Regions from separate parts of the Homo sapiens genome. Here regions 1, 2, 4 and 5 are each linked to region 3. The links are chromatin loops, found by intact Hi-C in ENCODE. Cell type or tissue: heart left ventricle. All regions are shown on one strand. Region 1 holds the start of LOC124901074 (a long non-coding RNA gene). Region 2 overlaps TGFBI (transforming growth factor beta induced). Region 3 holds the start of TRPC7-AS1 (TRPC7 antisense RNA 1). Region 4 overlaps LECT2 (leukocyte cell derived chemotaxin 2). Region 5 has its middle 12 kb from the start of CXCL14.

What was found. A loop is a pair of places that touch in the nucleus more often than their neighbours do. Peaks named below come from ENCODE experiments on the same cell type or tissue, not always from the same donor. Only the 100,000 strongest peaks of a DNase experiment are listed, where the experiment ranks them.
Region 1: a loop joins it to region 3, with 12 times the contacts of the local background. A loop is called at or near these places in 100 of 110 quality-filtered maps.
Region 2: it touches region 3 in a loop (4-fold over the local background); 9 of 110 quality-filtered maps call a loop at or near these places.
Region 4: a loop joins it to region 3, with 10 times the contacts of the local background. A loop is called at or near these places in 74 of 110 quality-filtered maps.
Region 5: a loop joins it to region 3, with 4 times the contacts of the local background. A loop is called at or near these places in 19 of 110 quality-filtered maps.

The regions. Positions count from the first base shown.
Region 1 is chr5:135,886,479-135,891,478 of GRCh38, forward strand. SLC25A48 (solute carrier family 25 member 48) reads left to right here. Exons shown (of 8, transcript NM_001349336.2): 8 at 1,554-2,159. It overlaps LOC124901074 (a long non-coding RNA gene), which reads left to right and starts at 3,978. Exons shown (of 3, transcript XR_007058947.1): 1 at 3,978-4,323. In heart left ventricle, CTCF peaks have their summits at 1,066 (motif pointing right) and 1,271; a DNase peak (open chromatin) is centred at 1,113; H3K27me3 peaks cover 1,651 bases.
Region 2 is chr5:136,060,204-136,065,203 of GRCh38, forward strand. TGFBI (transforming growth factor beta induced) reads left to right here. Exons shown (of 17, transcript NM_000358.3): 14 at 631-733; 15 at 1,297-1,376; 16 at 2,460-2,484; 17 at 2,983-3,615. The coding sequence ends at 3,023. Among named protein-coding and RNA genes, the nearest start is that of TGFBI, 34 kb to the left of the region's middle. RefSeq lists a silencer at 2,475-2,574. In heart left ventricle, CTCF peaks have their summits at 2,559 (motif pointing left) and 4,531; no DNase peak of the experiment used is centred here.
Region 3 is chr5:136,209,514-136,214,513 of GRCh38, forward strand. It overlaps TRPC7 (transient receptor potential cation channel subfamily C member 7), which reads right to left. Exons shown (of 12, transcript NM_020389.3): 12 at 3,232-4,091. The coding sequence ends at 3,922. TRPC7-AS1 (TRPC7 antisense RNA 1) reads left to right here and starts at 4,535. Exons shown (of 2, transcript NR_046708.1): 1 at 4,535-4,910. In heart left ventricle, CTCF peaks have their summits at 2,858 (motif pointing left) and 3,090; a DNase peak (open chromatin) is centred at 2,838; H3K27me3 peaks cover 2,663 bases.
Region 4 is chr5:135,942,923-135,947,922 of GRCh38, forward strand. LECT2 (leukocyte cell derived chemotaxin 2) reads right to left here. Exons shown (of 4, transcript NM_002302.3): 4 at 3,982-4,575. The coding sequence ends at 4,409. Among named protein-coding and RNA genes, the nearest start is that of LECT2, 9.6 kb to the right of the region's middle. In heart left ventricle, a CTCF peak has its summit at 2,212 (motif pointing right); no DNase peak of the experiment used is centred here.
Region 5 is chr5:135,564,058-135,569,057 of GRCh38, forward strand. No RefSeq gene overlaps it. Among named protein-coding and RNA genes, the nearest start is that of CXCL14, 12 kb to the right of the region's middle. RefSeq lists enhancers at 1,111-1,631, 4,262-5,000. In heart left ventricle, a CTCF peak has its summit at 2,309 (motif pointing left); a DNase peak (open chromatin) is centred at 2,294; H3K27me3 peaks cover 2,047 bases.

The DNA of each region.
Region 1 (5,000 bases), 320 kb before region 3:
ATGGATCTGCTTCCTCTTAGATTTTTCTGGAGAGGGCAATCTTGTGGAATAGTTGGGCCAACAGCTTGTGAGTCTTCCTCCATCAACACATTATGGTTCTATTTAACCAAATATATATATATATATATATATATATATATATATATATATATATATATAAAATATATATATGTGTGTGTGTGTGTGTGTGTGTGTGAGAGAGAGAGAGAGAGAGAGAGAGAGAGTGTGTGTGTGTGTGTGTAGTCTGACTGTGGCCAGTGCTGTTACAGGCATTGGGTGACAATGGCAGGGACCCTGCCCTCAGGGAGCTTAGTATCAGGCATTAATTTCTGTTGTCATGGTCAGGAAAGTCTTTAAACAAATGGAATCCTATTTTTAAGAAGGATGAAAACAAAACAGAATTCCAAGCCAAGCACCAGTTTTGGTGTCTGTGCCTTGGAGTTGGGGGGCTTCAGGGTTGGCCAATTTGCCTTACCAGGAAAGATGAAAAGAAGAACAAAAATCATTACCATACAGCAGCAGTCCTCAACAGCAGCCCCTTTCACTCCTGAAAATTATTAAGGACCTCGAAGAACAACTGCTTATATATTTACCAACAATTACTGGAAATTCAAACAGAATTTCAAAAATATTTATCCATTTAGGTATAATAATAAACCCATGACATTTTAACATAAATAACATTCTATGAAAATAACGATTCTTTCTAAACCAATATAATTAACGAGAAGACTTGCGTTTTCCGTTTTTGCGGCGAAGTCTGGCTTAAACAGAGGGCAATTGTGTTCCTCTGTCTGCTTTTGCTTTTAGTCTATGGGTTATCACTTGCATTATAGCCTTTGGGAAACTCCACCGTATGCTTGTGAGAACATAAGATTGAAAAGAGCAGATAACATCTTAGTGTTCTATGAAAGTGGTTTTGACCTCGTGGGTCCTCTTTGAGAACTGCTGCCCTACAGGGGAAAAAATACATATGTGTGTGTGTGTGTGTGTACATATACACACACACACATATATATGTGTGTATATACATATCCCTCGCCCAAAGGCTGATACCCTGCAGAACCACCACTTGGTGGCAGTAGAGGTCAACTAAACCCTCCGCAGGAATCCGCGTCTGGGAGTGCACGATCTTGGCCCTGTGGTGAGAACACCTGGGCCCCGTGACACTTCTTTTCCTGTTTCCTGGGTCTCACCATCTCCCTTGGCGTTGCCCTTTTCCTTCTCTGTGGTGGCAAGAACTTCACATTAGGGAGGCCTTCCCCTTGGGTTCCAGTTTCACGCAGGCCATCAGCCACCTGTGCTCTTGCAGGCAGCAGTGCCCCCTGTGCTCTTGCAGGCAGCAGTGCCCCCTGAGCCATCTGTAAAATGGCCACACTGGTCTCCCTTACCTACTTTGCACAGCTTCCACAAGAATCAAGTGCAAAAGTGTTTTTGTAAACTGTAAAGTGCAAAACATAGGGGTTAGAGGAAGGGGTGGCCTGGTGTGATTTTTCTGGTTTCTGTTCTTTGCCTGCCTTCTTCTCTGAGTCTGGGTTGTTTGCTGTTTCCAGGAGGTGAACACAGGATGACTACAGTGTTCCCTGGGCCTCATCTCTGCATGTGAAGCCCTGAGAGCTGCAGATGTTTGGCCTTTGGACCTCCAAGTGGACATCAATTAGCAAGCGTGGGCTAGGATGGTGCAGACACTGACGTGGCCCTTCTGATGCCTGGGATGCCTCATGAGTCACTGATTCAAGCCCTCCAAGGTTCTGATCCCCAATGCCCACTCTGCTAGGCTGGCATCAAAGAGCTTTCCAAGAAATGTTTGGTCCAGCTGAGAAGTCCTGACCATGAGCACCAGGGAGCCAGAAACCACCCAGAGAAACGTTGCTTCACTCCTCTGTCTGAGGATGGGGAGGGGCCAGTGAGCTCTGGGCTCAGCCACTCCCTCCAGTCTCAAGTAACACGTCCCCGTGCCTCCAGTCTCCTCTCAGCACCGACCAGGTTTTTCCCCGCTCCTGCACCCGTGGATCCTGAGGACAGCGGTAGCGCCTTCCTCACCGCACGCTGAGTCCAGTGCGTGCTCCTCACTGTGCACTTATTAGTGTCTGTTGAGTGATTAAATCACATCCTCAGGTCTGCAGCAAATAAATGAAAGTTTCTTTATTTTTTATTAACTAAATTGAGATTTTTTTCAAGCTGATGACAGAAAAAAATAATTTTGCCATTTCAGGGTAAAACTTCGAAATTCCAAGTTAAATGCCCAGTTCAAGATTTTTTCCTTCTCCACCTTCCCCTGGGGTTGACTTTAGATCTGGGAGGTTTGGGATTTAGGGAGAGGCTTCAGGGTCCTGGGAGGTGCTCTGTCCTACCCTGGTGTTCTTCCTGGCTAGTCCTGGGCATGGCTTTCCCTCCAGGGTGGCTTCTGTATAAGCATCTTCAGTCCCATTTGGTCCCTGTCCCGTGGTCCGAGCCTGACATATGTGCCCATCCCAAGGCCTCTCCAGCCTTACCATCCTCCAAGACACATCAGTGCCCCTCTCTGCCCTGTGTGAAAATCTTTGGTTTCTCCGTTGAAACTATTCAGGGGGCTGCATCAAGCCCAGCTTCCTAGGGCCAGTGGGTGGTCCTCCCTATACCACACCTTAGGTGTGGTGGCAAGAGGCATTCTCTTTTCGTGTCATCTCCCAGGCCATTCAGGGGATACAGCTCATGTGCCCTTCACTCTTGGTTTTCTACCCTCCCCAGGAGTTCTGCCCTCTACCCCGAGGCTCTGCTGGGGGCCAGGCAGAGAGCTCTTCTCCAGGGAACTCAATAGTGTCTGCCATCATCCTCTCCTCTCGGACTTCTCTTCCATAGTCCAAGGAGTTACTTTCTATCCCAGGGCTAGGAAGGTTACCACTGGAAACTCTAAAGCCAAGAATTAACTTCTGTATCAATAACCTCTATACCAATAAGTGCAGAAAATACATCAGACACAGTCCAATCTCATTCATGATAAAAGTGCTCAACAGACTGAGAATAAAAGGGAATTTTCTCAGCCTGATACTGAGCATTTATGAAAAGTCCACAGCTCACATCATATTAATATTTAATCGTGAATGACTGGATCCTTTCCCACTAAAATCAGGAACAAAACAAGAATGTGTACTCTCACCACTTCTATTCAACATTGTATTGGAAGTTCTAGCCAGAAATTAGCCAAGGAAGTGAAAGAAAAGGCATCCAAGTTGGAAAAAAAGAAGTCAGTTACCTCTATTTACAGATAATATGACACAGTTTAAAAAGTGAGGGTTGTGCAACCTGCCAATGTACTAAAATATATTGAATTATACGCTTCAAATGGATGAATTGTATTGCATGTGGTATATGAAGCGTATCTCAATGAAGCCATCTGTTTGCTGTTGTTGTTGTTGCTGCTGTTGTTGTTGTTTGTTTTTTTTTAAGACAGGATCTTGCTCTGTTGCCCAGGCTGGAGTGTAGCGGTGCAATCATGGCTTACTGCACCCTCGACCTCCTAGGCTCAAGTGATCCTCCCATCTCAGACTCCGAGTAGCTGGGACTACAGTTGCATGTCACCATACCCAGCTAAGTTTTGTATTTTTCATAGAGACTGGGTTTCACCATATTGACCAGGCTGATCTCAAATTCCTGGGCTCAAGTGATCAGCCTGCGTCAGCCTCCCAAAGTGCTGGGATTTTAGGCATGAGCCACTGTGCCTAGCTAAAGCCATGTTTTTAAAGTGATAAAAATAAAGAATGAAGACCTTTAGGTCCTCTTTGAGTTTCTGCTGAGGCCTTCCTTTGCAGAGAAAGGGAGGTCTTGGTCTGGGGTCAATGAAGCAGAGTGACAATGTGACAATGGGAGGAGAGGAATTGTGAGGTTTGAACATCACAGCATCTTCCTGCTTCAAACTGGGTGGATGTAAAGAGGGAGGGATGGATGGATAGATGGGCAAGCTAGCTTTATGGCTGGCCACATCTTGGCCTGCAGTGTGTGCTTTGATCTGGAATCTGCTGGAAACAACTCTGCCTGGGGCCTGGCAACCTGGAGAGGGTAGCAACTTCACTGCTTGTGAGCAACGTGCTTCTGGCCAAGTTATGCAACCTCGTTGGGCCTACTTATCTCATTTGTGCAGTGGGAAAAATTACATACAACAATTATATAAATATCTCATGGGGTTGTTGTGAGGATCCAACCAGATATTCTACAAAATAGGCTTAGAGGACTGCCTGGTACAGAGTAAACAATAAATATTAGTTCTCCTTTCTCCAGGGTGGCTTCTTGATGAATCTCAACTCTCCTGGCACAGAGAAGATGGTAATTATAGCACACTTTACTGTAAGTGAACCCTCCTTGGAGCTTGCCTGCAGGAATGAACACTGCAGGTTATGTGACTTTTGCAGAAAAGCCTAGGGAAAGCACCAAGCTATGCTGGTGATTAATCTGCATCAGTGAGTGGAAGCTCGTCTCTGCCCGTCTCCTCTGGCAAGACATTGCATTTCCGAGTTATATTCTGAAACCATCACCAACCATCAGTATCTGTCCCTGCTGGGATCCTGCTTGGGCTGGTGTCTCCCCATGCCACAGGTGGTAAACCACATAGTGTCACATGATTCAACTATGTCTGGCGCCAGTCATTCAGAAAACCCACATGGAGGAGAGGAGAAGAGAAGGCCCTTCAGCTGTGATCTGGAACTCCATGTGGCTGGCTGTCCAGGAAGCTACAGAAACCTTTATCCCTCCTGGAGACACCCAGCCCAGCCCCACATAAAATGTCTTCGTAAGAGTGCCCCCCACCCCCACCTCCCTTGTTAAATAGGGCATGAGCTAGAGAAAGGCTGTTTTGTTAATGCAGCTTACTAATTTCTTATCATTATTCTGAAATCCAAACAGCTGCGAAAACTCAAGATTTGTTAGGACTCATTTGGCTGCAAAACCTGACCATTTCAGTGACTGTTGCAGAATTGATATGTTTAATTATGGAAACTTGCCCCAGGCCCTGCTGTGGGTGTTAT
Region 2 (5,000 bases), 150 kb before region 3:
TCTTCTGTGGAATGGGACAATAATATCTACTCTCCTTATCATACACTGCTGTGAGGACTGAGTGGATCACACAAAAAAGCATTATGTAAATTGCAAAGTGCTAAATCCACACAGGAGATTTGAATTAATCCACCACACTGAAGGTCTGTCAAGGGCAGGGACTGTTTCATTCACCAGAGTATCCCCAGTCTAACACAGGACTTGGCATATGAAAAGTGTTCAGTAGGCCGGGTGCAGTGGCTCATGCCTGTAATCCCAGCACTTTGGGAGGCCAAAGTGGGCGGATCATCTGAGGTCAGGAGTTCAAGTCCAGCCTGGCCAACGTGGTGAAACCACATCTCTACTAAAAATACAAAATTAGCTGGGCGTGGTGGCACATGCCTGTAATCACAGCTACTCTGGAGGCTGAGGCAGGAGAATCACTTGAACCCAGGAGGCGGAGGTTGCAGTGAGTCGAGATCATGCCACTGCACTCCAGCCTGGGCGACAAGATTGAAACTCCATCTCAAAAACAAAGAACAAGGAAAAAAACGAAAACTGTTCAGTAAACACTTGCTGAATGAATAAAATAAATATATAAATGTATAAATAAATGCTCTACTTTCAACCACTACTCTGTTTTTCTTTTAGAAAAACAATGTGGTGAGTGTCAACAAGGAGCCTGTTGCCGAGCCTGACATCATGGCCACAAATGGCGTGGTCCATGTCATCACCAATGTTCTGCAGCCTCCAGGTAAGTGTCGCATCCCCACTGACTCTGCAGCCAGTCCTTTTCTTCATGTGGCAGTTGGTGGAGAGAAGAAAAACTGTTCTAAACAATGATGAGAATAACATGTAATTGTGATAGTTAAACTGTGCCTATGTGACTGATTGCAGAGTGAATTGGGAGCTGTTGGTTTTGAATGCACCACACTAAGGAATGTGAGGACACATTGCTCTTTGCGGAGTTGCCCAGCTATATTAGCTCCCCTCGGACACAGCCCAGTTTTCTGTATTCGCGTGGATGCTGTCCGCGCGATTCCCAGCACTCCTCTTACAGCATCTCACCTCAGTGTATGTTCCTTGCCTCCAGTGCAGTTGAACCTCAGTCCTGCCTCTCCTCATGTGTGCATTCACCTTTCTTGGTGCTCTCTCCCCATGGGCCAAGTTCTACCATGAGTTATGAAACATTATGGAGAAAACATGTCTTTGGAAATGTGAGCCAGAAAGCCCACCAGTGCCCCTCAGTCACGGTTGTTATGAATGACATGCTAATGGTTTCACTCTGGTCAAACCTGCCTTTTCTTTCCTCTTCAGCCAACAGACCTCAGGAAAGAGGGGATGAACTTGCAGACTCTGCGCTTGAGATCTTCAAACAAGCATCAGCGTTTTCCAGGGTAAGATGCCTGCTAGGTTTGCGCCTAGCCTGAGCAGCCTCAGGTCCTCTGTTTGGGCCATAGAGGAGCCTCTCCAGCCCCTGTCTTCCTTGGCTGCTCCCCAGGGCTCTCTTAAAACTTCTCCCCACTCCCACTGAGGCATCCTCAGCCCCAGCCTGTGTCAAATTCAGAGTAAAGAACCAAGGCAACTCCCTGGCTTTCATGGGCCAAAGCGCAGGCTTTCACACCGAGGCCTCTGAGCCTCAGATCATGGGGAAGTCACTGCTGGAGAGAACAGACATAGCTCTGGAAGCCATCTGCCCAAGAGGGCAGCCCATCCCAAGTTCATCTTACAGTGGCCAGGCCTGCCCTGAGCCGGGGCCTCTGGGTCACTCTTCTGCTGTCCATGGCATTGCCCATCCTGGGTGAGGCTGGGGCTCTCCTGGGCACTGTATGTATTCTGGATACAGGGATACTGGGCTCGCTATGTGTGTGGAGCCATCCCTTCCTTGCCCCAGCCCCACCTCCCTCTCAAACCCTCTCTGGCTCTTTCTGAGCTTCCTTTCCTGCTCCCCAGCTTGCCCAGTGCTCAGTGCCCCACTTGGCTCTTTTGCTACTTCGGGTCAGGTGGAGCCTCTTGGGAATGTGAAGTGCCTTACAGAAAGATTGCACTTCAAGAGGAGAGGCTGCAGGGAGCCATCCTAAACCCAGAGGCCTGGAGCTTACTGTGTCACTTTACTTTTGTACACAGGGGTCTCCTTAGTGCCCTCGAGAAGGATTCTTGGCCCTGAGCTTCTACTCCTGAGGCCACCTCTGTGCAGCCCCAGCTCCCTCAACTCTAGGCTGTAGTCTCAGTGGGAAAGCCTGGCTTGGGGGTCTCCTAGGAATGTCCACCTGAAGGCACACTTGATAGGGGCTTGCACAACTTATGTCTGCCAAGGCCACCTGAGGAACTCCCTGGTGCCTATAAGTTCCACCTTCCCCTTCCTCTTCCTCGCCCCAGCATTTTTTCTGAGTAGGGGTGGCAATGGGCAAAGCCATTGTCATAAGCAGTTGCAGGTATAACTTTCACTAGAAAACCTGACACCTTGTGTTTTCTTTCAGGCTTCCCAGAGGTCTGTGCGACTAGGTGAGTCTGGTCTGGGTTTGAAGTCATTGCAGACCTGTTTAGGCCTTACCCCCAAGCAAGCCCAAGCCTGCCATCTGCTGTATATAGATAAGAACATCATGGTGCAGTAAAAGAAGCCTGGCCTTTGGAGTCAGAACAGCAGGGTGACTTGGGGTCAGACCCAGAGCACCCCATTTCCTTCTCTGTAAGATGAGGATAATAAGAGTAACAACCTTTTAGGGTTAAGGTGAGTTTTCAGCTTAGGAAGTCTGGGAATATTGCAAAGGGCTTGGCAGGAACCCATGGTGAGGATCTAGTTCCAAGTTGATAGGTACAGAAAACCAGAACATCGGGCCTTGAGTAAAGAGTGAAGTTTCACAAACCACAAAGCACCTGCTATGTGCAGGAGAGCATGGCAGAAGGAGGCTGCTTGGCCCTGGTCCTTGAGATTCTGACAGTGTCCTAGACAGACATGGGGAGATCTGCACCTATTTGACGTTACCAACTTCTCTTTTTCAGCCCCTGTCTATCAAAAGTTATTAGAGAGGATGAAGCATTAGCTTGAAGCACTACAGGAGGAATGCACCACGGCAGCTCTCCGCCAATTTCTCTCAGATTTCCACAGAGACTGTTTGAATGTTTTCAAAACCAAGTATCACACTTTAATGTACATGGGCCGCACCATAATGAGATGTGAGCCTTGTGCATGTGGGGGAGGAGGGAGAGAGATGTACTTTTTAAATCATGTTCCCCCTAAACATGGCTGTTAACCCACTGCATGCAGAAACTTGGATGTCACTGCCTGACATTCACTTCCAGAGAGGACCTATCCCAAATGTGGAATTGACTGCCTATGCCAAGTCCCTGGAAAAGGAGCTTCAGTATTGTGGGGCTCATAAAACATGAATCAAGCAATCCAGCCTCATGGGAAGTCCTGGCACAGTTTTTGTAAAGCCCTTGCACAGCTGGAGAAATGGCATCATTATAAGCTATGAGTTGAAATGTTCTGTCAAATGTGTCTCACATCTACACGTGGCTTGGAGGCTTTTATGGGGCCCTGTCCAGGTAGAAAAGAAATGGTATGTAGAGCTTAGATTTCCCTATTGTGACAGAGCCATGGTGTGTTTGTAATAATAAAACCAAAGAAACATACGTCCTGTGTGCATGGTACAGTGTGCTGACCTGAGGCCGTCATGCTCCTCCACACCTCAATTCTGCTCTGGAGAAGCTCAGAAAGGAGCCCCGAGGGATGGTTTTGGGGAGATTCCAGCAGCCAGCCCTCAGACAGCCAGACAGCTCATGGGGGTTTGAGCCTGTCTTTGCCAAACAGGTTTTTATTTCACCCTCCTCCGGTCCTGGGGTTTCAAGTTTTCAGTGTTGCCTTCACCCCGCACTTTATTCCTCTTATTACTTGGAAGTACCTTCCCTCCAGCATGGTGATCCCCTGCCTGTGTGCTGGACTTTTGAGTCCTCAGCACCAACCTGTGAAGTGGTTGCCAGCATAATCCCATTATGCAGATGAGGAGACCAAGGCCCAGGGAAGGGAGAACCACCAGCAGCACGTAAAATAGCTGAGCTGGGACTGGAACTCACACCTCCTGACTCTCAGTGACCACCACTGACAACAGCATAAGTCCAGGTTTTCCAGGCCCATCCCCTCTGTGCCAACCCACATTCAGATTCCTTCCCCGGCTCCCGTAATCTCTGGCATCTAGAATATCCTCAGGACTCTGAGAGGTGATATCATGTGGTTGTGGTGCCATTGCCCCCTACCTGTGTGGCCTGGGGCCAGTCATGTGACCTCCCAGGGTCTCCTCTTCTGTAATAGGGAGATGACCGTCACATCTACTTCATGGGTCCATCGTGAGGATGAAATGAGATGATCTATATAAAATGCTTGGTACAACATTAGGTGGCCTTATTTTTATCCTGCCGTCTGGGACTGCTCAGGATCAATGCGCCAGAGAGCCTTTATTTGTGTCTTTCCCACAGGTGGGCTGGCCCACTTTCCTAGAGAATGGGACAGACCTCCTTCCCACCCACACCCATCTCTGCCAAGGCTGATTCACTCCAGCAGGCGGAGCTCATTTCACTTCATGGAACCAATGACCCAAAGATATATCCCCAGCACTACTGCTGGTCAGTCCACTGCTGCTGGGAATACAGCAATGGTAGTGGCAGACAGAGGCCCTCTCTTAAATAGCTTCCAGTCTGAGGAAAGAGAGATATGACATCAATCCATTAAAATCATTCATCCATTGGTTCCACAAATATTTGTTGAGGGCTACCTATGTGCACCCCCATGTTAGACCCTGGGGAATAGACATGTCATTCTCATGAGGCTTCTCTACTGATGGGGGGGAAGAGAATTGTCAACCAGATAATGGCACTACAGCCTGTGTGTTCTTAGTGACTCTGAGGATAGCACTGTGGTTCTGTGACAGATAATGAAGGATTTGGAAGCAGGAATGCCCAGGAGCTCCCAGAAGTGGGAAGAGATGAGAGGAATGGAAGGAACTTACCTGAAGGTGAAGGCA
Region 3 (5,000 bases):
CAGCCCATGTGGGCCCCGCTCCCAGGACCGGGATGAGGTAGCGTTACCCAAGCTCCTGCTGGCTGTGCCTGGGAGACCACGGCCGGAAGTGGCTTCACTCCTGTGTTAATCATCATTAAGTTGATTGGCATCTATGTGTCTTTCCTGGAGCTCCTTCCCTCTAGTACTCTCACCCTTCATGGGATGCAGAGAAGAGCTGGGATAAGCATAGCGTGGAGGCGTGCCTGCCTGCCTCCGCAAATGAAGCTTCTCTGGCCTGCCGGCCTCTGGGGCTCTCAGACTCTGCACTTTACAGACGCAGTCATGGGCACTTTGAGAAGTGATGGGATCAAGGCCGCTTATTTGTAACCAGATGCTGCATGCTCCTGAGCAGTGCAGGGTGTCTCAGCCTCCCCATGAAGGTGTCTGGTCAGAGCTTTCCTGCCCTGGGGAATCTCCCCCTGCCTGGCTTGTGTGGGCCAATGTTCTGTCTTTGGGCCTTGCTGGGAGGGAAGGAGACAGGCTTTGATGGGCAGAGGCGGTCACTGCACTTTCTCAAGTGTGTGAGCATGGTCCTTTAGGAACAGCTCGGAGGACTAATTGGGGACTTCTGCATGAGAAGTGTCACTATGATTTGTCGAGTCCTATTAGTAGCCATTGTAAGGTGACAAGTCACTGGAGAACTCACTGCTTAACCACTGGTTACCCAGGAAGCCTGGACAGGGGCTGCAACTCCCGCATCAGTGTGCCATGTTATGGCAAGGAGCTGGGCCCCCTTCCAGGCTATAACTAGAAGGGAAATGGCTTGAGCTATAGCAGAGGATGGCTTATGTTTCTGCAAACTCACCGAGTTTCTCAGGGCCCGAGATGATGCTGTCTGAAGGAACTTCAGAAAACTGGAGATCAGAAGGGCCCTGCAGTAATTCATGAGGAATTCAGCAAGAGTGGCTACTCTTTGGCCCTGTGCCAGTACTCAGTGGGGAATGGAACAGACCTGACCTCCTCATGGAGCTTCCCTGGAGCAGTGGAGACAGATGCTGAACGTATACATTAGAGTTGTAGACAGAATGATGGCAAGTGTGCAGAGCTGCAGGGGACAGATGGGTGCCTCTGGCGGCATGCACATCTTGAGGAGTGTTAGTGAACTTTCCAGGGAGGACTGGGTCCTTTTTTCTCCCCATCTGCCCTTGGGTCTCTCTCAGGTTCCATTCCTCACCCTGCTGTTTGGCTTCTTCAAGCGCTGCTTCCCCTGCCTGGCTAATTTAGCATGGGCCCAAGAGATGGGGCAAGTGAGGGAGACTGGTAGTGCCTGGAAGATGACTGAGCCCTTTTCCCTGCTTCAGGCTGCTGATCTCTGCCAGCCCTCAGTTCCAGGCCTCTCCAACAGCTCTCCACCAAAAAGGGGCTCTCTTCTGCCCTTCCCCATAGCCATCTGACAGCCATGAATTCATTCCTGGACTACCTTTACCTCCTAGACATGGCATTAAAACCCTAATGGATGGTACTAGTTTTCTTTCCCAGTTTTTAATTACTCAGTGAGACTGGTTTTCCTTTATCTCTATAAGGAGTAGATCTGAGACTTAGGTTTGATAGGAAAAGTGTGCCCCATGGTTTGAAAATGGGGTTGCTAACTGCCTTTGGCTGAAGGCAGATAGAGAAATTGAAGAATGCATCTCAGAAGTATTGATTAGCATTCTGATAAAGATAAATGAGGGATCTGAAAGGCAGTCTTCCAGAAGTGTTAGCAATTTGTCCCCTGGATGAATCAATTGCTCTTCCTACAAAGCACTTAAGCCTCCCTTTTCAGAGTCTGGGTTTAAAAAGGGAGCCACACTGGATGCATGTGGCTCTGTCCCTAGCACTTGGCAAGGGGCTTAGTACATAGCTGCTGAGTAAAGTCATTCCTCATTTGTGGACTTGCCGGGGGCGTGTAGATGAGTGCTTGCAAAAAGCTACAGGTGTTCTCTCCAGAACAATGCACCCATTGCAAAGACAAGCACACAGCCTGAAGGGCACCTTAGGACTTGCAGGCTCTTTGAAATCCATCCATGGTCCTCTATGGATCCTCCTCCTGGGCCAGAGTTTATGTCTGTCAAGTGCCCCTGCATATGCAGTATGCCCAGTACCTGTCAAATGCCTGTTTCTGTCTTGCTTGAATACTAGGTGGTGGTGCAGATTGGGTTGGGAAGGCCCAGGCATGGAGCCATGTCTCATCTTCTGCTGCCTATCTTGGCGGCCAGGAGCCCAACAAATGTTGACTTTTTCTTTTTTTCAGCAGTTGGGAAGATGTGGCAAAACAGGACTTATATTCCTTATGGCAACGATGGGCTGAGCTGAGTGTCTGCAGCCTGCTTTAGGCAGGGCACGGCTGTGCAGTCTGTCATCGTCCCTCGTCACTCCCATCAATGCTGGCACCAACCTCACTTCTATTTATCGCCTCATCTGATCGGCTGTTTCTTATAGCAGAGTTAAGTAAAAAAAATGTTTGCCCCTGAAGACAAAGACGTATGTCTTGAAACACAAGCTCCCTCTTTCTACATATACATACATATATACATTTACACATACACACATGCATATATATATATATATATAATTATTATATATTTATCTTCCCCCCTCTAGAACGTCTGCAAGGCATGTGAATTTGTAACCATCACCCTCCTCACAGGGTTGCTGTGAGGATCCGGTGGACTGATGCATGCAAAGCCCCGAGCACAGTGCCTGGTACACGGCAAAAGCTGAATACTTCTGGCCAGCCCTAGGAATATTTCCTTGGGAGCAGAGGGCTCTTCTGGAAGCTTCTGGAAGATGAATGGCATCTTCGCACACCTGCTCCGAACAGGCATTGTTTGGGACTCAGCGCCCTCTGGTGGCTGCTCTCCCCACTCACACTTAGCCTCTTCCTTGGTTGGGGGGACACTTTGAGGCCTCATTCCTGCCCCTCCCCTTCCTTTCACATGGAGGAAAGTTCTAGAATGGGGTGGGAGAAAACTTTCCACTTGTTCTGCATTTCCTTTACCTCCTTCCTGACCTTAGGTCTGGGCACAGGAGGAGGGGCTTGGAGGTGGAGGCTGGAGCTTCTGGGGGTCCTGGCTGCATGACTCTAAGGAGGGTGGTGCCTTCGTCCCCACCCAACCCCCACCGCATCGGCCCATTCTCCTCCCGAAGCATCCCTGGGCCACAGGTTCCCAAGGCCACCTCCAGACTGGGCCCGCGAGTGGGGCGGCCCTGGTAGCGTATCCACAGAAGTTATTATGAGGTAATTTTATTTCTTTCCATTTTAGGTAAAAATAGTAAATACAAGATAATCTTAATAAAGGTAAAAATACATCATTTGGATTTTGTTGTTGTTTTCTAAACAGTGCTACCTACAGTACAGTTTTCAATTTAGGATTTTTAAACTTTTTTTTTATATAAACAAATAGAACTATTTTGCTATTAGGCTGTGTTCTCATCTGGCACTTAAGAATAGATCACAGGTCACCTCCTGGTTCTGTTTGGATGTGTTGGGGGTGGCAGGGAGGGAGTGAGAAGGAGTTTGTGGGTTGAGGTGTTTGTCTTCCCAGGACACAGCCAGAGCTGCAGTCCCACCTGCAGTGGGAGGGCACAGGTGTGCACCCAAGATGGCCTTTTCCTGCTCTGGCCACAGGGATGGGTTTCACTGTGGCTGGACCAAAGGTCTCACACTCGTCAGGGGGCTGTTCCTCCCCTCCTCCCATGGTAGCTTTTCTTACCCAACCACCTAGATTCACAGCAGTTCTGGGTCTAGGCAGGCCAGCGGGCTGGAGATGTCAGTCATGCTGCAAGAGACTGAGCCAGGAGATCCCCTTCGTGTCCTAGAGGAGTGGGCTGGGGACCCCTCCCCACCAAGGATGGGGGCGAGGGCATCCAACCTGGCCTTGGAATGCTGGTAGAAGTCACAGACGCCGATGTGGGCTGCTAAATGTCTTTGCCCTTGTTCACCCTCAGGTGGTCTTTGTTTAAGTTCTTTCCAAACTTCTCGCTGAGTTGTTGAATCAGGTCTGCCAGCTCACCAGTAGCTTGAGATTTTTCCTCAAGAAGCTCATAGCGCAGGCTGGAGATATCTTGCTTGATTTCCTTCAGCTCGCCTGCAAGGACAGAGGAGATTTTGCTGAGTCTGAGTAGGTGGAAGCTCGGGGCTTGTCCCATGCACATGTGGGCATGTGCATCCTTCCAGTGGAATGTCGGGTCCTGGGCCAGCCCACCAGGGTTGAAGGTGAGGCAAGGGGGGCTCTATTTGAACCCAGAACCACCCAGCTCCCCCACCACTGAAGGACACATCGATCCATAGAAAGCCCTTCTCCTCCCATTCCAGGAAAACCTTTCCCTTAGGGGTTTGAAGGAGGAGTCAAGATCAGGGCTGTGAATTGTGTCTAGCACTTGTTTCATAAAATACTTGTTAGAAAGTTTGTTTCAGAGTCACTAAAGGCAGATTTCAAGACTCTGGAAAACAACCCCATTAACCAGAGCATTGCTTTTGATGATGCTATGTTTTGTTCTGTCATTGTTATTTGTAGGGAGGAGAAACTCCCAGGAGCCTGGAGAGAATGGCTCGGCACAGCAGATGCAGCCGTGGTGGCCATGGAGCTGACCAGCCTCTTGGGAGTGAGCTGGCCACCTGAGCACGGTCCACTCAGCCCACACAAGCAGCAGCACCACCTCGCTGACAGGAGCTTCGTCAATGCCTGCCGCCTCCTCCTTCCATAACGAGGGACCACCTAGCAGGGACTTTCACTTTTATTTCCACAGAGAACCTTGTGGTTAGAAGTCCAATGGGTCTAGGCTGTGGGAATCTTCTTATTAACCACAAACAGATGTCAAAAGGATCTTTCCTAATACTGTAGATACTGCACTTGGCTCGTGTGGGAGTCCACTGTCTGTGGAAACATTACTCGTCTATTTTTCAGGTATGGTCTATACACATAAAAGGCAGAGATCTTAAAGGTACAGTTTGATCCATTTTGACAAATGGATACACCCCCTGTTTTTATCAGATG
Region 4 (5,000 bases), 270 kb before region 3:
TTTTATCCCCAGAATCTGCCATGCTAGTGGTTAGCACGTAGTAAGCACTCAATAAATTTTACGTAAGTACTTTGGTTTTCAAGCTTGTTCCACTCAGTTTGCCCCACAGTATCTTAAATTTTGAATAAATCAATTAAAATAAAAAGAGAGAATTAAATATGTTCATCACTTTCCAGTTTGGAATATTAGGAAAAAATTATAAGTATTTTTACCTATTAAGCAATTAGAATACATTGTGATGTGTAAATGGCAGTTTAAAAAATAGCACTTTCATATCCCTGTATTTAGAGACTATGTTTGTGTGTACATTCTCACCACTGTGCCATGTTATTTCTCACTATAAGCTCTGTAAGGCTTCTCATATCTACCTATGTGTTCCTCCCTCTCAGAGCAGTATTGCTACATTAGTAATTACTCCATAAATGCTAGTGGAGCTGATTTTACTGGTTAAAAAAAATAAAACCAATTTCTTGAGGACGGGGATGGTACTACAATTACAGATAATACAATTTATACTTTAAGATTTCAGGAGGATACAGAAGCATCATATAATACAGGACTTAAAACCTGATTAGGGGCCAGGTGTGGTGGCTCACGCCTGTAATTCCAGCACTTTGGGAGGCCGAGGCAGGTGGATCACAAGGTCAGGAGTTTGAGACCAGCCTGGCCAATATGGTGAAACCCCGTTCTACTAAAAATACAAAAATTAGCGTGGGTTGGTGGTGGTCGCCTGTAGTTCCAGCTACTTGGGAGGCTGAGGCAGGAGAATTGCTTGAACCCAGGAGACGGAGGTTGCAGTGAGCCGGGATCATGCCACTGCATTCCAGCCTGGGCAACAGAGCAAGACTCCATCTCATAACAAAACAAAACAAAACAAAATGAAACAAAACCTGATTAGGATAACAGGACAAACAAAAGAAATAGCTTAACAGAGATGGAGTTGGGGATCAGAGCAGTGGTGGACATTCTGAAGGGATAAGCCTCTGGTCTCACCTGGGATCACTCTACCATGATATATTCTAGGAGGAGTTGGGAGTATACATACCCGAATGGTTAGGTGATAGAATGCCAGTGGAGTTTGCACTGAGGATAATGAAGCAAAACAGAGGGACTAGAGAAGGGAGGTTGGGGGTGAGTTTCTCCCCATTGTCGACTAGTATGGAGAGATGATGAGTACCATTGGCCTCTTCTACATAGAATAAGAAGGTGCTGCTCTAAATTGTGCTTTTTAGTGGCCCAGTAGTTGAACCTAGTGAACTAAGCACTATAATGAATCTTAGAGCAAAACTCAGAGTAAATCTAAGTTCATGAACTCATGTAAATTACCTTGATTGGCCTGACTTACTGGGTAAGTAAATGGAAGAGTAAAACATTCCTACAACAGCCAAAAATAAGACAAGAACTTATAGAGTATTTTAAATGTTTTATCTAATGAAAATGTCTCTACTTTGGAAGTCTATGAAAAGTACTGTTTACTTAAAACTAGTGGATTCTAGATAAAGGATTTGACATTAAGTGGGTTTCAAACTTTAGTCTTTGGAGAATATTTTAGTTCTGTAAGCAAACTTTTTCATGTTAAAAGTGTTTACATTTGTTAGATGATTCTGGAGAAGTTTGGATAATTTTGTGGGCAAAAATTTGGTAAATGGAGAGAATGGGGGAAAGGTCTTACTGTAGGTTGTGCTGAAGAAACACAAAAATAGGATGCTCATATTTTTTGTTTTTCCTTCCTTGTGATCCTTGCTGGCCTCATTTGTATTGTACCAAATATGGGAGAGGTGAGTCAGGAAGCAAGCCTATTTTTCATGGGTATTATTATTAATAACATGTCACAGAGGCAACAGGTATGTGATTACTGTAATATGCCACTGAGTGTGATAAATGTCAAATGGATGCAAGGATTCTTCCTTTTGTAGCCTGGCCTCTTAAATTGGCCACTTACCTCCTTCTTTTTCTTCTATTAAATTTATCTCTTGCAGATAATTCAAAACATTTTCAAAGTAAATATTGGTTTTATTCACATTATTAATGTGTAGCTATCAAACCTGACAGAATAATATCACAATTTTTGAAGTGTATATTATCATCATGGTTACTAATGAAAAGTAAGTTTCTCCATACTGTTACCCCTTTGCCATTCAAACCTTTGTAACATTTTTATGCTTAAGTCAAACGTTTTGACATCCAAACCTAAAAGACAAGGGGGAAAATAACACGGATTTGTTGTTGCACTAGAGGGCGCTGTATTCCAGTTCTTCCTGAGAAATAAGTCCTTTGGTCCAAAGTTTGCATTTCCATTGAGCAGATGTGAGAAGGCTGAGGGGAAGGCAATGTCCCTGCTCTACCTTGAGGAATTTCTCCATTCCAGGTCATGAGTCTGGTTTTTAAAACAATATCCATATCCACCTGTGTTTTGCCTCCTAAATAATCAGAAGGATGATTATTTGGAAAACTAAGCTTATATTTTATTGTGCAAATATTTCAGAGTTTCTTTTAAAATTGCCTTTAAGAGCTGATGTGCTATTTCCTTTTTGTGTGTCCTCAGTGGTGTACAGCATTTATTTTTTGAAAGCCAAATTTCTGGAAACAACCTAAAGTTATTTGGTACCAAGGAGATGCATATTCAAATCAGACAGTGCTAGATATAGTTTGCCATTGAAAGTAATAGCAAAAACCGTGATTACTTTTGCACCAACCTAATAGATATAAGAAGGTGCTAAATGTGTGACATAGATTCTCAATTACCTGAGAGTCATCATGATAACTCTTTCTTCCTGGCCACCCACTGCAAGTCCTGTTGCTTCTGTGACATGTTATTCATAATAATAAATACCCATGAAATCACCTCCCAACTGCAAAACTACAGCACTGATAGTAACTTATATCTTTCTGTGTGGTTCTCTCTATCTAGTTATGAGTTAACTAGAGTTCATTATTTTCTTGCTCGCCTTCGTATATGATTTTGTTATATAAAAAGGAAATTGTATTTTAACTGTTTTAATGTTATAAAAAGAATTATCATCCATTATGTAATCTTCTGGACTTTTTAAAACTTAAAATTATATTGCCATGATTCATTCAGGTCATTATGTTTAGCTGAAGTTCATTTATTGTGACTGCTGTTGACTATTACATTCTATAACTTTGAGATTATTTATTGGATTTCACTGTTGATGGGCATTTAGGTCACTGAAGGTTTTGCTATGAAAAATAGTGATATCATGAACATTCTCATACATATGCCCTGATACACAAATGCAGCCATTTCTCTAACAATAAACTTCAGTTAATTATGTTTTCCTCTAACAATCTACACATAAGAATATAATCATTCTGCTGGCATTTTCTGCATTCCGAACAAATTTAAGCAGAAATTCATGAAGTTTCCAGAATGATTAGTTCAATGTATTCATTTCTTACCAACTGGCTAAACTCTAAGGAGCCAGAATTATTTCTGGTCCTTTGGACATTTGTATGGTCTTGTTTCCTCATAGTACCTGTTGTCAATATAACTAAGACAGAATAACATAGATATAATACAATGATGTGTAGAAATAAGTAGCTGTAATATGCATATGGCTAGATGAAGTTGACAGGCCCAATTCCATGAGACACTTCAGATAAAGGTAGGCCTCATTCTCACTCTAGTCCTTCCTGTAGTGCAGCCTCACTGTTTTCTTGGGATATGTTTTCTTGGACTGCCATCATTCATAATCATGTGGGTGAGTGGATGGAAATACCAGCAAATCCTTTATTATCCATGAAAGCAGCTCTCTCTCCAACCAATATGATAAACCTAAGGATATTGCTGAGAGTCTACTACCTAAACTCAACTTATTCATTGAATATGTATTAAATGTATACTAAATCTAGCATTATAAACCACTCACTGTTCTTGTACCATAGAAACACTTTCAGGCTTTTTCTTATTTTCAAGCAGAAAGGTTGCTAGTTTTAGAGGTGTCAAAAATGCAGCCTGGCCCAGCGTAAGTTCTCTTGTTTATTTATCTTAGATCTTCGGGACTGAGAAATCTAAAAAATAAAACCACTCAGATTCCATAGGTGACAGATCAAAGAGCCCGAAGCAACCAGTTCACATGAACATCAGAGTGACAATGAGTTAAAATCAAAATGTTTTCTTTCTTGCATTTATCATGTTTCTATTTAAACTCAAATTTCCTTTTTTTAATTAAAAAATTTTTGTGGGTACATAGGTGTATTTGTTTATGAGGTACGTGAGATGTTTTGATACAGGCATGCAATGTGTAATAATCATGTCATGGAAAATGGGGTATCCATCCCTTCATGCATTTTTCCTTTGTGAACACAAATTTCTTGAAGAGAAGGGTATGCATCCAGGTTTTTAAGATGACTTTTTATTTTGAAGATCTGACCATTGGCCTTCGATTTACAGGTATGCAGTAGGGTCACTCGAGTCACAGTTTTCAATGTGCACATGCGATTGTATGCCAGGATAAACTTTCTGCAAGGGCAATAGAGTTCCAAGTTTTTCTCCCTTCTTAATAGGACCTTTATACTTAATTGGCTTAATGTAGAACATTTTGACACAAAAACCTAAAAGAAAATAAGTATAATTATTTATCTGGGCTTCAGTAATCTTGAATCTGAAATTAAAAAAATAACAAATGGACAAAAAATAAAAAAAAGAATGTTGAATGAACTCAGGAGAGGAATAGATGAAAATGACAAAATGATATTAAAAAGGAAGACTAAATTACAAGATGCCAAAGGAAGAATAGATTCAAATGAAACGCTAATAAAGGCATTGAAGAATAATAGCAGGAAAATACTAGCTAGTTAGAAAAGGTGAGCCCTGAACAATGTCAACTCCAAAACATATTCTGATAGAATGATTGGACTTTAGAGATAAAGAAAAATAGAAATAACTGGAACAAAAATACAAACTTTGCTAAATATCAAAAGAATTAAAAAGGCAAAGACCCAAGTAGAGAAATAGAGTACAATATAATAATTATACA
Region 5 (5,000 bases), 650 kb before region 3:
TGGGTGGGCATCCAGGTAAGACAGTGGCAACTGGACATTTCCTAAAGTCCCAAGAACGATGCTCTGGCCCTGGGCTAAACACAGAGAGGAAAATTGAGGCGGTAAACCTGAAGGGTTCAGGGGCCACCCCAGAGCTGCCTGGCTCCAGGTGGCTCAGAGAGGCTGTGACACCAGCAGGGACCCCATGGCTGCATCTTAGGTCTGTGCCCTCTCTTTCACCCCAGCTCCTTCAGGCTCAGGGAAAGGAGCAAGTGAGTAGCCTTCTGGTGGGCTAACACTCCAGAGTTAGGGAGTCCTCGGCAAGGTGGGGAGGGAGCTGCGCCTTTGGGTCTGGAAGGATCCCCCAACCTTCTTGGCATGCTTCAGCCTTCTACAGCCTCCTTGAATTGGAATAGGATGTCAAAGGCCCATATCGCATTACCACTCCTCTGAAGTAGCTAATCCCTCACTTAAAGCACATGCCAACCACATTGTCAAGGAAAAGTTTGCCTCAGTCCTCTTGGAAGTGCAGCTGCCTGGCTGACTTTTATTTTCTTGAAACCAGAACCTGATGCTTAAATCGTCTGGGGAATCTCATATGGGCAGACACATGGAGAGAGGGACAGTGTTTTTTATTTAGTTCTTCATTCAACAGATGAGTCTCCAAAATACCTGGTGCCTCCCAGCGAACAATCTGACAACATCAGATCCAGGCTGCAGGGAAGGCAGGCCAGGCTGGAACAGGGGATTTTAGGGTACTCTATGGGGTTAAAGAGTTACCATAACTTCTAAAGGGCCCAAACTCACTTACGAGTTGGTGATCCAAGCGGAGAGGTTGACTGATCATTCCTTAGCCGTCATATATACTTTTCTGCTAGGCCCTGTCAGTGGGGTGATTATACAGTATATCAGCCATACTCGGACTCTTTTGAGAGTGAAAGGGAACATTCTTCATAATTGCATTGGGTCAATTACCATAAACCAGGACTGTCTCAGGCCAACCAGAATATGTGGTCATCCAACCTAGGAGTGTCCAAAACTTTTAACACTGCCCAGGACAATTTAGCTTCTCTAAACCTTAAGTTCTTCATCTGCAAAACAGGACTTATAGTGGAGTTTGGTGAGAAAGAAAGTGCGGTTGTTGCTATTGTGTTGGTTAAACTTTGCTCCCCTCAAAATATGTGGAATCAGCAGGATTGGTACCCTAGTAGCTATAAATGAATTGAAGGGTATGCTTTGTCTCGTACTTTTCTTGGCTTATGACATTTTTTTTGGCTGTACCGATGTGAATACCTAACTCCAGTCTATCTTTGCAGGCCATTATTTCAGGGGAAAAAAGCCTTTGTGATTTAGAAATGATTCTTGTGTGAGCACTGCCTTTAAATAACAATGGGTTGAAAGAAAGAGCTTGTTGCTTCATCATCCCCGTTGCTCTGGGGGAAAAACTTTGAATATTAGATCAGAGTCTCATCTGCATCTAATTAGACATGCCTACCACTCATCCCGGAATATCAACTCTGTCCTCATTGTGAAATGGGGCAGATTATTTGAAATCCAGCTTTGAATTGATTTTTTACCCAACAGAAGATCATTTTGCTTCTAACCAAAGCGTTGAGTTGAACTTGACGACATCATGGTCATTTTGCGTCTTCAGTGTATTTGGTGTTGGGGGAAAACCAACCCTGCTGCTCCTCTACTGAAGTGGAATTTGTGTCTACCAAATGAGAGCTGGAGCAGCCGTTTCACAGCTCCGGGGCTCCCTTTCTGGATCGGGGGGAGAGGCTCTAGAGGAGCATGTGATTTCTGCAGATGTCTGCCTGTAGGAGACAGAACTAGACACCAGCAAAACAAACCTGGCTGAGGCTGGTTGTTCGTGTGGCCCAGGTTAACTGGGTGATTAATCTCCATTTGATAAACAGGGGGTCAGCCCTGAGCCGGAGCATGAGAGCACAGTGGAGCATCCTGTGGGCTGGGGTGGACAGGAACTGTAAGACACTGTGTACTTCAGAGAGCAGACAGTCTCCTTGCAGCCCGACACACGTGGGTTTGAATCCTGTCTCTTCCACCTGCTAGCTGTGTGAACACGAGTGATGTGTTCACCTCACTGAGCCTTGTTTTCCTCATCTGTAAAATGGAGCTTCAATAGAACACCCCCGTTGTGGTCGTTACCAGGATTCAATGAGATAGGGTATGTAAGGCCCTCCACACAGGGTCTGGCTCACAGTAGGTAATAATTACACTAGTCCTTGTCGCTGTCCTCATGCAGCCTCGGGGAACTTGGAAAGCTCTTGGCTGAGACACCCGGACTCTTGGCTGCCCTCTGGTGGTGAGGCTCAGCGCGGACCTGCGTGGAGGAAGCTGGGAAATGTTACTTTGAAAGCAAGAAAATAGCTTAGGGTTTTAGTGCTTTCTTGAAGACCTCCAAGAATATCCATGTAACTTTTCAAAAACAGGAGGAGAAGAAAACACCCCAGGGGCTCTAAAAAGCAGCACGGTGTCTTCCTTGTGTGGAGGTTGAGCAGGAAGGGTTGTGTGGGCTTCTTTGCCTTTGAGGTTCCGGAGGCCCCCATCACGGTGTCCTGGCAGGACAGGCAGAGAGAAGGGAGCTGGGCGAGAGGGGAGTGGGGACTGAGGCTGGGGCTGGGCTCTGTGGACATGCATCTGGGGCATGGCCGATGCTCCCGGGCCTCCTCTAAATCCCCCAGTGTTCTCTACTTCTCTGCCCCTGGTGCTCTGCCGCAGCTAGCCCATCTCATCGCACATGGGCGTGGCGGCCACGGGCCATGTGAGAGCCAGGATGGAATCAGCACCTTTTTTTTTTTTTTCTTGCCTGATAATGACTTGCAATCTGCCATGAGCCTTCCCAGGACTGACAGATGTCTTGATCAGTCTCCTCCTCTGACCCTGGGTGAGACACCCGCTCTTTGGGGCTGCCCCAGAGTCTGCCGTGAGTCCGTCTGGCAGTCAGACCAACAGGCAATTTCAGGCAGCTTCTTTGCCTCCCTGTAGACTGAGTTTCTGGAGGGGCCATCTCCAGCATCCAGCACAGAGCAGATGTTTAATCATGCAACAGTAGCTGGGTGAATGAATGGTTGAACTCTGTCCTTGAGGATAAAGGAGCACAGCCAGTCATACCTCTGTTCCCCATGGTGCCCAGCAGAGTTTTGCACATAGCAGTAGCTCAGGAATGCGTGAAGAAAGCATGTTCTCAGGGATCTCCCTATGATCCTAATATTAATTCAACTGTGTTTGAATACCTCGTAAGTGCTATCATAGATTCTGGGAGGTTTTTACAAAGCAGCATATGACACAGCTCCTGGTTTCTAAGAAGGGCTTCTTCTTAGATGCTCAGGTTCAAATAAAACTGTTAAACTGTAGTGCAGATTATGTAATAATTCAGGACCAAAATGAGTCACCTATATGGATATTAGAGTTGATACTGGAGGCAGGGTTGGCCCCATGGGTTTGTGACATGTGAGTTGCACAGAGCATGTCTGGAAAGGGCCCCATGCTTGGTTTAATGCCCTGCTGTTGCCGTCTAGAAATTCTTAATAATTTTTGAACGGGAGGCCTGCATCTTTTTTTTTTTTTTTTTTTTTTGCACCTAGGCCTGCAAATTATGTAGTCAGTCCAGGATGACCAGGAGAAGCTCTGAGTGGAGTAGATCTGAGAGCGGTCAGGTGAGGTGGAGGAGTTGAACTGCAGGGCTAGGCTGGAGCTCTCTGAGGACATGGCCATGCTGGTGTCAGCCCACTACAGCACCAGGGCCTGCTCAGGACGAGCCTATGGGAAGTCAGGGCAATGGCATTTGGAATCAAAACAAGCCTAACTGTGAGGATGCAGTGGCTCCAGTGGAGGTGGGGCCTGTATGTGGGCCGGGTCTGCCCTGTGTGCAGAGGAGAAGCTTGCTCTTATCCAGGGAAGCCCATGAGAGCCACCAGTGCAGAGCCCGCTCTGAAAGGCCACCTGGCCTTGCTTTGCTGCACTGGGATTACTCTCTTTCCTGGAAGCTGGCAAGTGGACACTTCATAGGGATACTGGGAGGCCCAGAGAAGAGGTACAGGAAACAGGTCTGTAGCCGGGGAGAGAAGATTCTTCCCTGGAGCCTCGCACAGTTCTAGGCGCCTGTGGGTCCTCATTTGGTGTTTGGTGAAGTGTTTGGGCTCAGAGTCTATTCTTAGTGGTCAGGTTAATCCCTGTCTGCGGGAGGAAAGGGCCCAAGCTCTCCCTGGAAGCATAGCCCAGCCTCTGTTGTCCTGGGACCCCATCTCTGTAGGGAATGGAGATATTTACATGCAGACTCTCCACCGTTTCTGCGCTTTGACCAGCTGAGGCTTGACTTCCAGGACTTCCTCTACTGTCCTAAGCAAAGTGCTTCACTTCTCTGGGCACCTGCCACATAGCGCATTGTGGGAGTGCAGACAGAGCATGTGGGGCCAGTGCTTGGGTGAGTGCCCGGATCAGTGGCTGGACCAGTGTGAGGTGACACTGTTGCTGTTATTAATGATCCAATCTGTAACTTGGGATGTCAGAGAAGGGAGGGACCATCGGGGCCAGCAGAGTTAGAGGAGGGTGGCCTAGCACTAGAGCCACAGGCAGGACGAGGAGAGCCCCAGCAAAGACAGGGAGTGTGTATGGCTTGTTTACAAGCGGCACCCCACGGCCTGTGCTGTCTTGGAGCAGCTTTTGCTCTCGGTGGCCGGGGCTCTTCAGCCAGCTTTGTACACTGCCCTTCCCTCCTGAGGCTCCACTGGTGCTGCTCTGAGGCCAGGCAGGGTTCAGGGCTCCCAGCAAGAGGCTTGGCCTCTGCTCTGCCCTGCCCTGCCCTGGTATGCACTGTCTTCTGGGGCTCTTGCATTCTGTTCTGTCTGTTGGTCTTGGGGTTTCCCTGTCTAGTCTACCTTCTTTCTCCATAATGAAGGGAAAGGCAGGGCTGCTGCAGGGCATTCATGGTCACCAGCTCACTGTGGCCTCAGCTTGCCCCTCCTCCACCCCTCAGCAGAAAGGCTGCCAGGCCCAGC